Linked DNA regions of Mus musculus: region 2 is linked to region 1. A link is a loop called in an ENCODE intact Hi-C map of the cell type or tissue named here. Cell type or tissue: left cerebral cortex. All regions are shown on one strand. Links, peaks and the distances in the headings refer to the core of each region. The heading gives the core; the rest is flanking DNA.

Region 1 (8,343 bases), core at 329-8,328:
TCAGTATTTGTCATACTGCATTGTCTTCAACTCTGTTATTTGATAAAGTAACTCATAATAATGACATCACTAATACTATCAAGGCCAAAGAATAAATGCACAATGGTTACAGGCAGACACTGACATCCATACAGTAAGTCGTAATGCTTCACTTCATACATCCCCATTAAAAGACACCCCAGTGACCTCAGCCTTAAGCCTTAGCATTGTGAATTTAATTTATGGTTTTATAAGCAAGGAAGACCAGAGACTAGTCTGTTTAAGTTTGTGGTAGAAGGCAATATTCCTTTCTATCATCTGAAGGTCAATCATGAGGAAACACTGTAGCTCAATAGAAGAAATTTTAAAAATGAATAATTTTTAAAGTGATGCATAACACACCGTTTCGTTGCAGTTAATTTTATTTTCCACCGGTTTACTCTAAGACTGTCCAAACATAAGATATTTTAATTCTTTTCATACCCGGGAAAACACTTTTATGAAAAATTAAGTGTGAAAGTAACTTAGGTTCAAAAGTAAGGCAATTATTCCTATTCTTCCAACTTGTATTGTAGAAAAGCAGGCCAAACTGTGGAAGCAACAACCTATTTTAGGATGCGTGACAGTCCAACTACCATGCTGACTGTTGCTATGTTTTACCTCCATTTTTTTCAGTAGGTGAACATCTTTAGAGGGAACACTCTCTTCCTTCACCTGCAAAAGGAAATATCCAAATCTATCTAGTCCTCTGAGTTCAAGGCATGACACAACTAACCCACACTTTGATCTCAGTATTTTGGAGCCAGTGGGCTTAGCTGTAAGGACATTTTAGAAATGGAGAAGGCAAAACACCAAGAGGTAAATGATATGTAAGGAAACCTCTACTGGGAATATCATAATCTTAACTAAATTAATTGAGACTGTTCTATGCATAATTGTTAAAAAGTTCATTCTGCTTTGTAAAACAAAAAAGCAGGATATGGCATATAATTCATTAAGATTCAAGTTTGTATAACTATACAGTAATAAATCACAATATATCTATGTTATGGTAGTTTTCTAATCATGAAATGGTTTTAAATAAAGATGTTTCTGAAGCATGTCACATGCTTTGAAATCAGAGGAAGGGGAATCTAGAAACAAGACTTGAAATGCATTTCACAATTGCATTAAATCCAACCTACACAAATATGCTAGATGCTTTCCATAACTATCCCCTCTGGGGTAATTTAAAGTGGGCTGTGAGCACAGATTTCTAGCATAGCAGCAGATCTCAACATGTAAGGTGAAGAATGGCAAGTGGGTCAGCGGGTAATAGTACTTAGACTGTTGCTTAATCTTACAGGGGTTGCCTAGTATGTCTTAGTATTGGATTCAATCACTACACACACAGACAAACACACACACACAAACACACACACACACACACACACACACACACACACACACACACACACACAGACACACACACACACGCACACCCACACACACATCTTCTTTTTAGTGGTTCCAGAATAGCAGATTAGATAGAAATGATATTTTTATTGTCATGCTAAACTAAGAAAATGAGGAGATATGATCAATTCCAAGTTTGTGGTTTAGTAAGAACCATCTTGATTAAGTTCAAGTTATATGACAGTAAACATTTCTGCATTTTGTTTCAGGTCACCCAGCCAAAGTCCTCAACCTATTAGGCATCACTGTCTTTTCTTTTTCTTTCCTGTAAAAAGGTAATCTGTATTTTTACAATACCTGGGTAGGATTTTTTTTCTATTTGATAGAGAAGAAAAAAATGTAATAATAGTGACTAAAAAAAAAATCAGAAATAATGCTGTACTGTGTGTTTGGGAGTGTGTGTGGCTTTTCCCACACGAAAAGTAGAAGATTCAGCAGCCTGATATAATTCTTTGAAAAAAAAGATTATAAATACATGCAAAACTGAAGAGGCACCCTACAGTTGTATGAATTTAATTACATATTTGAACTGAAAGATAAAGTATTTCACATTGATGAACGTTTGTTGAATACAGATACAGGAATTTTTTTTCTTTTCACACAAAGAATTGTTGCTACTCTTAGTAAACTTATTTTCTATCACTCTGTCCATAGTAACTCTTTTCAATTCTCTGAAATTTATTTTACTATCTTGACTCCGACATCTTCTTTAACAATGCTTTTTTCTACCAAGAAAAGGTCACTTTCTTGATTTATGTCTGATGTAGCCCTATTATCTCCCCAGGAAATTTTCTTCATTTTAATTCTCAGGTAGCTAAGTACTAGGATTTCTTCTTTAAAACTTCATAAAACCTGCCTTATCCATAAGTCAAAATGATGTGCTTTAATCTATTAGATGAGGCAAAACAACTTCTAAACAATGTTTTCAGACAGGTTCCCTCAGCTCCTGTTGAGAGATTGTTATAAGCCACCCCCAGCATTTCATGAGTGGGAATCTTGACCTTCCCTATTCTTTTCTGTGGAGTGGCCTCTCCACTTTATTTCATGGTCAAGAGAGAAGGCTTCGGTCTCAGCACCTACCCCGCTCTTCTCTGTATGTCTGAGTCATACTTAGTCAGCTGTCTCCCTGTTTCTAGCTTCTTTCTCTGCTTTTTCTGAGCTTATACCATCTCCCACTTTAACTATTTGCTAGCATCTTCTCTTCTACAAAACATACAACTTTTTTTTTCTCAAGAAGAGGGGGTATGTTTTGTTTTTCCTCAAAGAATTTAATCGTCTTTGACGAACCTCAAAACTATATTCCACACTTGCTACCAAGTTTCTACCTATTCTGAAGATTGTCAGTCTTCTTACATCCCAGCGCTTTAATGATACATTTTTCCCCCAAAGACTTACTTAGTGCTCTAGATAGGTAAACTAGTGACATTGCTTTGTGAGACATGGTCTTCTTAGGCAACCCAATGTTGGGCCCCACTTTTGGCACTGGTTTGGGCCTTGAGGACCAACTGGAGCCTGGCTCGAGTTTCTGCGGCCTTGTGGGAGAACCTAAGCCTGGTTCGAGTTTTGAGACCTGTCTCAGTCACTTCAGTATCCATGTGACTTAGCAAGACCAATTTGGCCCTCCCTTTGCCCTGCTGTTGCTGATGTAGAGCTTTGCCATTGGCCCTGTCAGTCACTCCATACTCTTGGTCACCCTTCCCTGCCTCCTATGTCATCTCACCCCACCAAAAATTATACTTCGTATGTCCTGAACTTATATAAGCGAAAGAAAGGCTGATGCCATAAAGTTCCTGCTTTGACAAGACTCCCAGTTCAGTGTGTTTCTTTTTGAGCCATGGACACTTGCCATCCTGCTCAGCCCTGGAGAGACCTCTCTCTTCTCGGCTGGATGTGCTGGCAAGGAGCCGGCAACCCAAGATTTCTACCAACATGTTATCCTCTAGGTTCATCCACCCCAAAGCTGGGATTAAAGATGTATACTGCCAAACCTTACCTGCAATTAATTTTTATGTAGAATTTCTCTTACCTCTCAGCAACATTTTATAGCTATCCCAGATTCTGTTCTAAAAATTCATTACCTTGTTACCAAACTGCGTATTAGATAATTTTTACACTTTTGTATGCTACCATGCTCTTACTTGTTCATGGAAGGATTTGGAAGAGTCTGAGCGCAGTAATCTGTACTGTTAGTTTTACTTAGAACTTTTTTTGAGGACATAATCCAAATTTACACTGTATCACTAAACCCCCTGAAATACCTATTTGAAGGCTTATAGCCTTATGAAATATTGTACCTTTAAAGGCCATAGAGCTTGCATTAATTCCATCTTTGCTTCTAATTTTTCTACTGCTTCTACTTATGAAAATTGTTAGCATCATCGCTTTTTATCTTCAATATTTAAGACATCAATCCCTTTTCATTTTCTCAACCCTTATGTCCCACTCATTGTTGGAGTCAATGAGATTATCCCTCCAAAGCACCGTCCAATATATGAGTTTCAGTTTTCATATTTTAGTTAAATAATACAATTCAAAACAGCAACCTGTTTCATATTTCAGTCACTATGATGTATTAGATAGGTAGTATGCACAAATATGAGACTAGCCACTAGCTATTTAGTTGATAATTCATTATACAAATGGCAAATGGGTATACTGATTGGCACCTAATACCATAACTTCCTTCAAAACGTATTGGTAATTGTTGATGATGTCTGTGTTTCAGTTTATGCACAGAACGTACGTAGGGCATGCAATAATTATATTGACTTGTCTCCTATGTGACATTTTACAAAAGTAAATAACCAGAAGAGTCAACCATGAAAATCAAGAACCAGGAAAGTATAGCAATGAAAAGTGCAGTCGGATAATGCTGGAATGGCAATTCAAATCCAGTGCAAATAATATTGCAGAAAACAAGCTTACCATGAAAGTAGTGCTATGCCCTATATTTAAGAGACTTGCACCAGTCTCCTCCATGTGAGTGTGATACAATCCAAGAAAGCGATTAGGGAAGAAAGTGAAGTGGGATGTCCTAGAGAGGAAGTGATGCTAGCACAAAATGCTCCAATAAAGGAACTCTTAGAGATACCACATAGCACTGCAACTTCATGATACAAAACATTGAAAGTTGTTTCCAACTTAGAAATAATGTAATTCACAACGATATTGGAAAGATGTTCTTTCATCTGAATAAGCTATGTGATAATAAGGCAAACACTGTTTAAACTACTTCTGGCATATTTTATACAAAGAGGTAAACATGTATTGGGTTTTATACAAAGAGGTAAACAGGTTATCAGTACTTCTAAATGTTTCAAATCACTGTGCTATACAGCAAATAGATATCAGTGTGGCTCTTTTTCATTTTCCCACATGACTATAAGTGACCAGGAGTTTACATATGATAAGAACGATCTTAAAGTTTGTAAAACAATTCTCAGTTCTTTTCTTGATTTCTAAAACTGCTTTGCATGGTTTTCGTCTCCTGGAGTCATCCCTATGCTTCGTTATTACTCTGCCAAGTGGAAAGTGGGTGCAGTATCAACTCCTTTTCAGCAATCTTTGCACGTGTCTCATGCAGTACACGGGCTGTTCTTTCTCAGCAACTTCCTCACTCTGCTTAGAGAAAGGGTATCGGCAGATGGCAGAGAGGGAATCTTGCCAGTGGCTTTCAGACATCCTCCTGAGAATTACCCATTTCAGTGCTGCAGGCAGCTGTGATAATCAAGAGACACTTCCAGCAGTGTCTGGGTGTCTGCCTGAGGACCAGTGACTTTGGCGCTGGGAGGAGTGAGTTCATGACCTGGAGATATCTCTAATTCTGACATTTCCGGAACTTTGCAAAACCACGAATAATCTTCTGACCTTTGCTTTGACAGTTCTTTAACATTTGTCTCTATCAAGTGGCCTACGTTCGGCATATTCTTTCTGATATCTGTTTCCCGATTGCCCCTGACCTAGAGTATTTGGGGGTACTTCATGGATGAAGAATTTTCAAGATAAGTGGTGTTACATATTCAAAAAAGTGGCCTGAGGATTTGAAGAACAAGGCCTAGGAGAAGGCATTCAATTAATGGAGCAAGGACTTGAGAAATGTTTAATTATCCTATTGACAAAAGCAGCTGTCACCCTTTAGGGGTGACTAATTCATATCCTCACCTATGTAGTTCTGCTAAAACTCCTATGGCCTCAGGGCACCAGCATCTTCAGAATCTCACTGCATAGCTAGTTGTTAAGACTCTGAAATGGTTCCCCCTTGAAGAACACTTAAGGGTGTGAAGAGGGTTTAGAAGCACCACTCAGGCATGTACCATTACATAATGGATACAGCTGGACCATATCTTTTGACTTAAGTGTCAAGTCTTAATTCAAGATGGGATCATGGGCAAGGACCTCCTGATTCATAACTTTCCAAAGAAAATTGCATAGAAAAATTATCCTTACAATATTGGGTAAAGGAAGTGCCAGTGGATTAATAAACAGGTGAAAGGATAGGGGGGATAAATGTTGAAATGTTTTGAAGGAGGATCTGGTAGTTCCTCAGAAAATGGGAAATAGCTCTACCTAAAGACTCAGCTATACCACTCCTGTGCATATACTCAAAAGATGCCCTTCCATACCACAAGGACATGCGATCCATGTTCACAGCAGCCTTATTCATAATAGCCAGAAACTACAAACTACCCAGATGTCCCTCAACTGAAGAATAGAGAAAATGTAGTTCATTTACACAAACGAATACTATTCTGCTATTAAAAACAAGGACATTCCACATTTTACAGCCAAATGGATGGAACTAGAAAATATCATCCCGAGTGAGGTAATCCAGACCCATAATAATCCATTGATAAGTGGATATTAACCAGAGCATACAGAATATCCATGAGACACCCCACAGATCTTAAGAAGTTAAACAAGAAGAAAGACCCATGTGAGGATGTTTAAATTCCACTTAGAAGGGGGAAACAAAGTAGTCATGGGAGGGAGAGGGATGAAGGGTGGGAGGGAGGGAGGGAGGGAGGGAGGGAGGGAGGGAGGGAGGGAGGGAGGGAGGGACTTGGGTGAGATTGGGGAGGGAGAAGATAATAGCAGGGATAGGATCAGGATCAGGTATGGGGGGGGGTGGACAGGAGAGAGGCGCAGAGGACCAGGAGAATAAATAGAAATAGGCAGCTGCTTGGGGTGGGGGTACCTCTAGAAAGTCCCGGAGAACTGGGATGGGGAGTCTCCCAATGCTCAATATGCGTGACCTTCGCTGAAATACCTAACACTGGGGACGTGGAACCTGAAGAGCTCACCTCCAGTAGTCAGATAGGACCTCTGGTAGACAGATGGGGGCACCAACCCACATTCAACATTTTTGACCCAGAATTGTTCCTGTCTAAAAGAATTGCAGGGCCAAATATGGATCAGAGACTGAAGGAATTGCCGACCAGTGACCAGCCCAAATTTGGATCCATACCATGGCCAGGCACCAATCCCTGACACTAGTAATGAAGCTATGTTGTGCTTGCTGACAGGAGCTTAGCATGGCTGTCCTCTGCAAGGCTTGACCCAGAAGCAGATTGAGACAGATGCAGATACTCACAGTCAATGATTGGAAGGAGACTGAGTACCCCTAAGGAAGAAAAGTCTGGGGAAGGATCGAAGAACTGAAGGGGATTGAAGGAAGACCAGCAGTCTCAACTAATCTAGACCCCTGGGAGCTCCCAGAGACTGAGTCACCAACCACAGAGTATGCACAGGCTGGTGTGAGGCATCTGGCACATATGCAGCAGAGGGCTACCTTGCCTGGCCCCAGGGGGAGTGTATATGCCTAACCCATATAGACTTGGTGCCCCAGAGTAGGAGGATATGACATCTCCCTCTCAGAGGCAAAGGAGAGGAGGGATAGGAGAAGAACTCTGAGAGGGGAGCCTGGGAGGGGGAGCAACCTTTAGACCTGGCCCCAATCTCCTGACTCCAGCATACTGCTCACTCCGTAGTTCTTATGAGGTTCTCCCAAATGATGTGAGGACAGATCACTTCAAGTGTGGTTTTTAAGGACAGTTCAGTTTTAAAATACTCTCTTGCCCTGCAACTATTTATTTTTGTTTCATATATATTTAGAATTTCATATTTAAGTACATTGTATGGTGTAGTCTGTCAGAAATAGAATCTAATATTCTCAGATTAGCTTTTAAGGCCATTTCGTAGGCTACTGTCTAAAATCCTATACTGTCCATATCTTTTTCTTTGTAGACCCTGAGCTTCAACTTCTCTGGAACACTGGTTCACGTTGGATGGATCAGTGTGTATTTAGGGAGCATTCTATATAATTTCCTACCTCCTCTATTCTAGTGTCCTGACTTCTATTTGCTCCCTTTACTCTAGTCTTACACAGCCAGGCCTCTGATTTTTTTCACTTAAAATTATTCAGTTTTATCAGTAAGTGAATGATCTTCATAGTATGGGGACTGGCAATCCATAACAAAAACGTCTGCATACACTAGGAAGCTTATGAGTAGCACCACTTTCTGACATGAAATAAACACAGAACAAAGACAGTTTATCGAAGCGTGACTGGGCTAACATTGTGAGAAGTTGAGTACCCCATTTACCCACCCCGTCTAACTTTTACTATAGGAAGTCATCTTACGCTAAAGACAGGGATCTCCAGATATTTTGTCCATCATCAAAGCAGCAAATAGGGAAGGAACCGGCTGATATTAGTAAATACCCCATCTTCCTCCCTGGAAGGGGCCAGTCTAAAAGCAAGAACTAACTTCCTCTTCACATGGAATTTCATTGTATGGCTGCACACATGTTCTGTCACATAAATAATGGTTCTGTTCTTAAATGACAGAAGAATGGATATAAGACATATAATTTGTAGATTCTTCCATGAACATCCATTTGTTTGCTCCA
Region 2 (8,343 bases), core at 254-8,253, 59 kb before region 1:
AAGAAAGGTGAAACCCTGCCCGGGGCTCCGCTCTCCTCACTGGGTTGCTTGACCTTTCAGAAAATGCACTACTTACTACCACATTCTTCCCAAGCAATACACTTTCTTTTGTCAACACAAAAACTTGAAAAGTTTCTCTGTAAATGCTTTTAAGCTGGCCATAGAAGTGCTGAGAATTTTGTGTGATCCAAAACACAGATGGTTTCCACTAGGGGCTCCTAAAAGCCTGCAGCATGAGGAACCTGCATGAGAATTCAGACAGCTCATTAGAGTCCCTAGCTGGTAAAGAGGGAGGCATCTTAGATGACAAGGAGATCCACCTAACAGTTGGGTCCAGTCACACCTGAAATCTGTCCTGCCCTTACACTTCACAAGCATATTGTCTACTATTCCCCATTTTCTTCCAGACCAAGTGGAATATGGTTTCATTAAAACCTAAAGAAGTCTTTAAAAATGTCATTCAATTCTTCTCACTCATGTTTTTCAGTTATCCTCTTGTTCTTCATGGTATCAAATATCACTCTCCCAATTAAAGGGGAACTATTTGTACTTTCCAATCACTCTAGATGTATAGAGAATCCTTACCCTGGTACTGTAGGGGGAATTACATATGTAGATGCAGATTACATTGCCACCAGATAGTGTAGGTATCCAGGTTTTTGTTCAGAAATCTGCTGTTGACACAGTGATTGACAGAGCTTTCGGAATTTTTAGAACCTTAAAGAAAGTGGGTCAAAATTTAAGACATGATTATCAAAGAGATTAATCTTTAAAACATAAGATTACTGCCTAATGCTCTTTCAATGGAAAATGTAGACAGTTTTCCCATTACAGCAGAGATGTCCAGAATAATTTATGTGACTTAACGGAAGTATACATTAACAGCACTAATGGTACTAACTTTTCTACTTTTCTCTCTGAGTTTTGTTGCTTTCATAGGTCATTTTTCTGAGTAGCAAAATATTCATAAAATAAATATTTGCAGAAAAGTGCCACTAAATCATTGTATGGAGGCACTTAGCTAAAAGCTGTAATAACACAGGTTGAAAGAATAAAAACAAGAGGAAGAAAATGAGAAACATACATCACAGATCTAATGGGCAGTCCTTGGATCTTATGTGCAGTTCTTTGACTATCACCTGCTGCAAGCAATCAGCTTGGAAACACTACCTGATTACCCGAATTCCAGCTTCCTCAGCCACAAGATTATATTGACATATTACATAGTGTGTGGGTGTTGTTTGATTGCCTTTCCTGAAAGCCATCTTGTATGGACATGGGAACAGCATCTTGCCACACCTCTGGCATCTACAAGGACAGGATTCTCATCTGCCTACCAAGGCCGTTTTTTAGGATTAGTAAAGCAGAAAGAACTCAGATGCTCTGAAATTGCCAAAGCTGAGATATGACAGGTAAGTAGTTTCTGTTTTATGATAATCTGTCGTCAACAATGATAGTATGAAGCAAGGAAGAAGCCAATAAATACAATTCAAAATAGGCCTATTGTTCTGACTTCCAAGTCTTTACATGTTCAGCTGTGCTCTGTGTTACATGACATTCAGAGACTCCCCCCCCTCCCACTAGAACTACCCAGGGCATTCCTCCCTTTGCCTTCTCTTTGAATCTAGAAGCAATTGCTCACTAGCAAGAACATTTCTAATTACATTCTCTAGTCTCATATAATTGTTAGCAATAAATTGAATATAATAAAATTTTGAAACCTTTACGTCACTATCCAATCATAAGTCACTACACCATGATTTCAAATAAAAGACAGTGTACAATTGAATCTTGATTATTGTCTTCAACCAACTCCAGTTGTGTGGAACACATGTAAATGAAAGAATTTGCATTCTCTATGTAGTTTTACATGTCAGTGGCAGGTCAAAGGTTTCATGAAACTCAAACAAGAGAGATTTCAGTTGAGCATAAAAAAAGGAAATTTAACGTTGGGTATTACCTAGTTTGTGACTATATTGCTTTCAGCTCTATTTTTAATGTAAATTATTTTGTTTATTTACATTCCAGTCATTGTCCCTGCTCAGTTCTTCCTCCCACTGTTCCTCATCCCATTCCTCCTCCCCCTTGGCTCTAAGAGGGTACTACCCCCCACCCCCACCCCAGAGGCCTTCTCCTTTCCTGGAGCCTCAAGTTTCTGGAGGATTAAGCTCAGCTTCCCCCAGAGGCCAGAGGAGGTAGACCTCTGCTATATATGTGCCAGGGGCCTTGGACCAGCCTGTGTATGCTTCCAACTGGTGGCTCAGTCTCTGGGAGCTCCCTTGGGTTAGGTAAGACTTCCTTATGGGGTTGCTCTCCCCTTTAGCTTCCTCAATCCTTCCTCTAATTCCACCAAAGGAGTCCCAGACTCAGTCCAATGGCTGGGTGTAAGGATCTGCTTCTGTCTCTGTCAGCTGCAGGTAGGGCCTCTCAGAAGTCAGCCATGCCAGGATCCGGTCTGTAAGCACATCATACTTTCAGCTATATTGTTTTTCACGTTTTAAGTCCCTTTCCATTTTAAAAAATCACTTGATAATAATTAATTAACAAATAAAAACGTCATACAGCTATATTAAGGTACCACTCACTTCTCTAGTTCCCAATGAACTACTAATAGACTCTGCTTTTCTCCCTTAAGTCAATCCTGTTGGTAGGAAACTCCCACAATATTGGCCAAGGCAAACCTCAGAAACCCTTCCCCAGTGTATCTATTAAACAAATATAATAGGGAATCTTAAAGGACAGCTTTAAAAAAAAATGAAAGAATAGAAAACCAATTATCCTTATATCCTCTTTTCTGCTTCCTGGATCATTTTTCCTGCATCCTGCCTTTCCTCATCACCTACCCTTCCCCTTTCTTGATCTCCTCACTAAATTTTATACTATACTGACATTTATTTCTATTTATGCACTTAAGTAGAGCTATGTGCCTGTCATATTTCACCCACCTAGGCATAAAAAAACAACGAAACTATCTTCTTCCATCATGTAATTGATTTTCTTCCTCCAGTCTTCACTTGTTTTATAATAAATATTTACTATATGTTTGTTTACTCTCAGTCCTAACCTATTATTACATTTTCTGTATGAGATAAAACTAATTTGTAAATGAGGGCTAGAGAGATGGCTGCATGGTAAATGTGCTTGCTGAGCAAACCTGCCAACCTGAGCTCTACTCCTGGAGCCTACATAAAGGTAGAAGGAGGAAATTGATTCCAGAGTGTTGTCCTTGCACCAACAGACTGGCATGTGTACCTCGTCTAATACTTCATGATAGATAGATAGATAGATAGATAGATAGATAGATAATAAATATATAAATAGGTAGATATTTAAAATAATATCAAAAATAAAATAAATTTGAGGTAAATTTTTCTACTACTATCCTTTATGAATAAAGTGATAAAACTTAACTGATAATTCTGAGTTACTCCGATTTCCCTCATAACTGTAGCTTTATCTTAGCCCAGTTGTATATCAATGGATTCCTTTTGCCCAAATACTGCCATTTTGGATAGACTCGGGGAGTCAGTAGGGCATATGAACAATATTGAGACATTCAGCATTCGTGATTATATGGCAGACCAGTCAATTCATCTTATAATGCCTTAATAATGTGAAGAATGGAAAGCAAGAAAGGAATGGTTTCCAACAGGACTTTTGAGAACCATAATTTGCACCAAGTTTCTGGAATAGACAATAATGAGCTGAGTAATTTCTTGATCTACAAGCCGGATTCAACCTCTTCAAGGTAAAATAGAACCTGCCCTGCTTAGAAGTCAATCGGTAAAATAAAATATCAAAAATACAATTAAATAATCAAAAGGTGGCTTTTTATGTAGGATTCCTGGATTGCTCACATCCAAATTATACAAAGGAAGCTTTGGGAGTGGAGATTATCCCAACTAAATGCCTAAAAAAAAAAAAAACCTTAAATCTGCCATGAATCTGAGTTGGTATCTTGCCTCACAATCAACTAGAGCAATTAGAGAATGTCAGAGTACCGAGGGACAGCAGTGGTTAGTTTGGGAAAAGATAACCAGGTAACCTTCAGAGCGAAAAGTTTACAGAAACCCCAAGTCCCTGCTGTTCCCTGATACTTTCTCATCAGTCTCCCTGCTTACACGGTCCAGCAAATCTGAGAGGAAAAATGTTCAGAGGAGAATGGATTACAGAGATGTTACCTTAGGAACAAAAACTCTCTGAAAGGGATCGCCTTCTTATCACCATCTCTGAACGCTGTGCCCAGTGAGAGCAAAACATGTAGAAACAAAAATAATGGATCAAAAGCAGCCAGCTTGAATGTTGCATGAATCCACAAGCTAAATGTGAACCTGGATCACCAATGCAAGCTCTTAAGAACTTTCACACAGCTTTTGATTATCACTCGGATTTATTCTGAAAATTTAGCCAGTAAACTTAACCATTCGGTATTTAGTTGTAGCATTTGCTTCTAGGATACCATAGGGGCCCAAGGGCATGCTCTGTCTGACCTAGAAAAACACCAGAGAAGAGAGTGTTACTATTGAAGTCCAGCATTTTCCAGACATAACATTTCAATTATTCACTAAGGTGTATGATTTTCCTGGTAGACAGCTTTATTCCAGAAAATATAGACAACATTCATCGCTCCTGGCCTTTCAGGGAGGAGACTAGTAGCTAATAATAGAGGGCTGGAGTGAACACTCAAAGTCCATTTTTTTTTTAAGCTGAATCATTTCTAACTAAGATAAACAGCTTGTAAAGTGGGCATTTGTGTTCATGAAGAGGCTGCTCTCTAATTGTAATATAACACACTAGGTAAATAAGCAAGAGGTGTTTCAAAGAATCCAAACAGCTCATAGTCACCCCCTGCTGGGTACACTTCTAACAACTTGGCATTAGCACACACCTTCCTCTGAATGGAAGAGAACAAAGAGAAAGAACAAACGAGATATAAAACAAAAAACAAAAATGCCCTAGGGTTGTTCTGAACTCCAGCGGCTCAGCATAGGTGAAGGGAGGCTTCATCAGCACAGTGGGAAGTTTGCAGGCACACAGGTCTATGCCCTAGAAAATGCCTCTGAAGTCTATTGCTAATCAGACTAAACAAAGCATTTTAAAGAGCAGATGAAGTTTAAGAAAAAAAAAAAGTGGCATGTTCTGTGTGAAGAATATTACGTCACCTCACCTGCTCTTGAATCGGTATGCTGGCACCATGTAACTGTCTGGAGATTTCTCTCCCGGCAAAGAAAGACTGGAATTATTTATGTTTTCATTGTGTCACATTACACGAAGCTACAACGCATAATAATTGGAAAAAAGAAGCCTCAGGTGACACAGATGGTAGTACCAATTGTTTAAGGGGGGAAAAAAATCCCGATCACAAGCTTTGCATTAAAACTACTCTGACAAATGAAATCATCATAGAGGGGAAAAACAGAACTGAGATTGAATAACAATTCCGGGTTCCTGTCACCTTCCTCCATATCGAGATTCATCTCTGCCATTAAAGTCGCTTCAGAGTAAAATAAGGACAGTGTTTCCTGTTTCACAGGATAGAGATTAAACACTGCAAGAGAAGAAAGGAGAAGCCCCTGAACATTTCGGAGGGATCTAATTTGGAAAATGAAGATACACGTGTTTGCTGCCTCTAAGTACCCTTCTGTACCCGTCATACATGACCTGTCTCTGTGTTCTATCTCTCTGCTGTGTGGGAATAGCAGCCACAAGTTAATAGAGGATCAGAAGAAAGAGGGTGGTTACTTTAAAGGTTTTTTTTTTTTCCATTTTCTCAAGGCCACCATGGAGGTGTCAGCTTATATAAAAATAGCAGATACATAGAGCATTTAAACAACCTTTTCTGAAATGTTTATGGCTCTGATCTCATGTTGAGGGTGTCATTTGTATAACCTTAATATTTAAGATGTCGCTGCTGCTCTTTCCTTCTTGCCCTTTATATTGAACAATGACACAGTTGACAAGGGGAGCATCAAATACAGCTGCCAAGTGTGACGCGTAACCCAGAGGCTTTGCAAACTCAGGGTCCGTGGGATGCTCACCCTGCTGCTCGGAGCTGCAGACATCCTGGGCAGTACCAGTCCCTGGGCTTGGCAATGTCCTTCCACACCTAAAGCAGCCTCTATTATATGATTTTTTTTTCCCTGTCTCTTGGCTTCCAGAGAGCTAAGCCAAAGATTTCTCTTTGTGAGTCTTTTGAGGTTTTGTTGCCTGCCGCTCCCAGTCTGCCCCGTCTCTCATTCTATCATAAGCTGCCTGGCCCTCTTCCTGTCTTCTCTCCTCTGTGCGTGACTTGCCTTAAGAGATTCACTTACAGTTGCAAGCTTCCTCTGCTGGTTGGCAGGCTGAGCCGTAGGATTTCATTTTTAGTGAGTGTTATGGTTCTTGATGTCCCCTTTGATATAAATAGAGCTCTGAAAATTTTCAGCCAAAAAAAGGGGGGGAGGGGAGGGGGAGGAAAGCATTCCATATAAAGCCTGTGAGGACCAGGAGAAAGCTCAAAGGAGATGAATGAACTAATCCTGCCAAAGGAAGTCTTCCCCAAGTGGACCCGGAGTGAAAAGTTGGCATCAGTGACCTGCTCTATTGCCTCATTTTTCATGACTTTGAAGGGAGGTCCTGGGAAAGGGGACCACATTTAATCACCTTTCAAATCTTTACAAACTATTTTAGGGCATGAAGAAGGGCTCAGTGAGTAAGCACATTTGCTCCATTAGGCCTGATGTCCTGAGTCTGATCCCTTGATACTCACGGTGGAAAGAGAGAATCAATTTCCAAAATAATGTTCTCTGTCCTTCATGGGTATGTCATGGCATAGACGCCTGTCCCCGTGCGCACGCCCGCGCGCGCACACACACACACACACACACTTTAAAAAAATAAAATTACAGAGTCTCTTTTGTCAGTTATTACTATTATCAATTAGTTTTTAAAAAGCACACAAGCGCTTGCGCTCTTATCTATCTATCTATCTATCTATCTATCTATCTATCTATCTATATCATGTGTTGGGTTGTTCACAACCAACTTTAGTTTCAGTTCCAGGGGTCTCTTAATCAGGGCTATATAAGCATATGCACTTGTGTACATATATACAGACACAGACACATTGCGTGCAAACACACACACATAAACATAATTAAAAATAAATTAAAAATGTTTAAAAGTTAAAAGACGTACAACAGCAGTACATACAGTATTTTTTCTATTACTTAATTTTATGTCTATTTTACATAGGCAACTTTTACTCCCACTTCTTCAGGGATCGCCCATAAGAGTGTAAGTGTCCATTGCAGTACGCAGTAGGGAATATTTCATTTCTGCTCCAGAAAGAGCCATCCATCAATAACTTCTGGTGCTCATCCAGGTCTCATATCCCACGTTACTGTGTATGCAGAATGTCTTCTGAAAGTTGTAAAGATCTCTATAATCTTTTGAGCTAGAACAGCTTCCCCGGAGGCCGAATTTATATTCTAACAGCATATTCTCCATTTTTTTTCATCTCCCCAAGACACCCTCAGGAAAAGATTACCTTTCAGACTCACCTATAATCTATTCATACCTTAGCACTATTAGGAGTGAGAAATGTCTCTAACCCATGTTATGTGTCACACATACAGCCAATCCACTAATACTTAGAGGTCCTAACTAATTCTGTTTATAGCCACTAATTTTGACCTACTAGTTACTGAAATCATAACAACAGAAGGACCAGAGAGCTGTGTCTGAAAAGTCTCATGTTTGAGGTTGAAGAGGGACACTAGTTCTATAGGACTAAGAAATTTATTAAAAGCATTATTGATAACATAGGCAGATAGAAATCAGGCTGGTGAGGCTATGAAGGGAATTCAGGTATCAAAATTATAGATAAACAGACATAGTGAAGGACCTGATGAGAGTTCAGGAATACAAGGCATAGTGGAGGTGTGTTTCTATAAGTCTGTAAGGAAGAAGGGGGGCTTCAAGTAGTCAAGTTATCCAGAATCCTCAGCCAGAATTTAGGGAGTATTCCAGTGTAGGAATGCATAGCTCTGAAATTGTGGAGGGAGGATGATACATCCAGTTAGTGTATCAACCATTAGGAGTTAGAAACATGTAGCTACCAGTAACCGCCAGTCATCATTTGATGTCTCCTATTTGGGGCATTGAGAAAGGCACATTATATTCTTCTGGAATCTGAGTATCCTGCATTGGGAATTTATGTGCAGATTTGCAGTGGGAGGCTTGTCATTTTCTTGTAGTGGCTGTAGCTCTAAGAAAGAGAGCTGAGCTGCTGTCTAATCTGGATTCTGACAAATTTGAGACTATTCGTACTGTCTCTACAGTCCTCTCCTATCAACAGGTTAC

The links. Hi-C counts contacts between places; a loop is a spot of excess contacts. Peaks named below come from ENCODE experiments on the same cell type or tissue, not always from the same donor. Only the 100,000 strongest peaks of a DNase experiment are listed, where the experiment ranks them.
Region 2: it touches region 1 in a loop (2.3-fold over the local background); 2 of 42 quality-filtered maps call a loop at or near these places.

The regions. Positions count from the first base shown.
Region 1 is chr16:70,582,901-70,591,243 of GRCm38, reverse strand. No RefSeq gene overlaps it. Among named protein-coding and RNA genes, the nearest start is that of D16Ertd519e, 29 kb to the left of the region's middle. In left cerebral cortex, for the core only: no CTCF peak of the experiment used is centred there; DNase peaks (open chromatin) are centred at 2,502 and 5,066.
Region 2 is chr16:70,641,770-70,650,112 of GRCm38, reverse strand. No RefSeq gene overlaps it. Among named protein-coding and RNA genes, the nearest start is that of D16Ertd519e, 30 kb to the right of the region's middle. In left cerebral cortex, for the core only: a CTCF peak has its summit at 4,836; DNase peaks (open chromatin) are centred at 5,731, 6,239, 7,333, 8,160 and 4 more places; H3K27ac peaks cover 1,297 bases.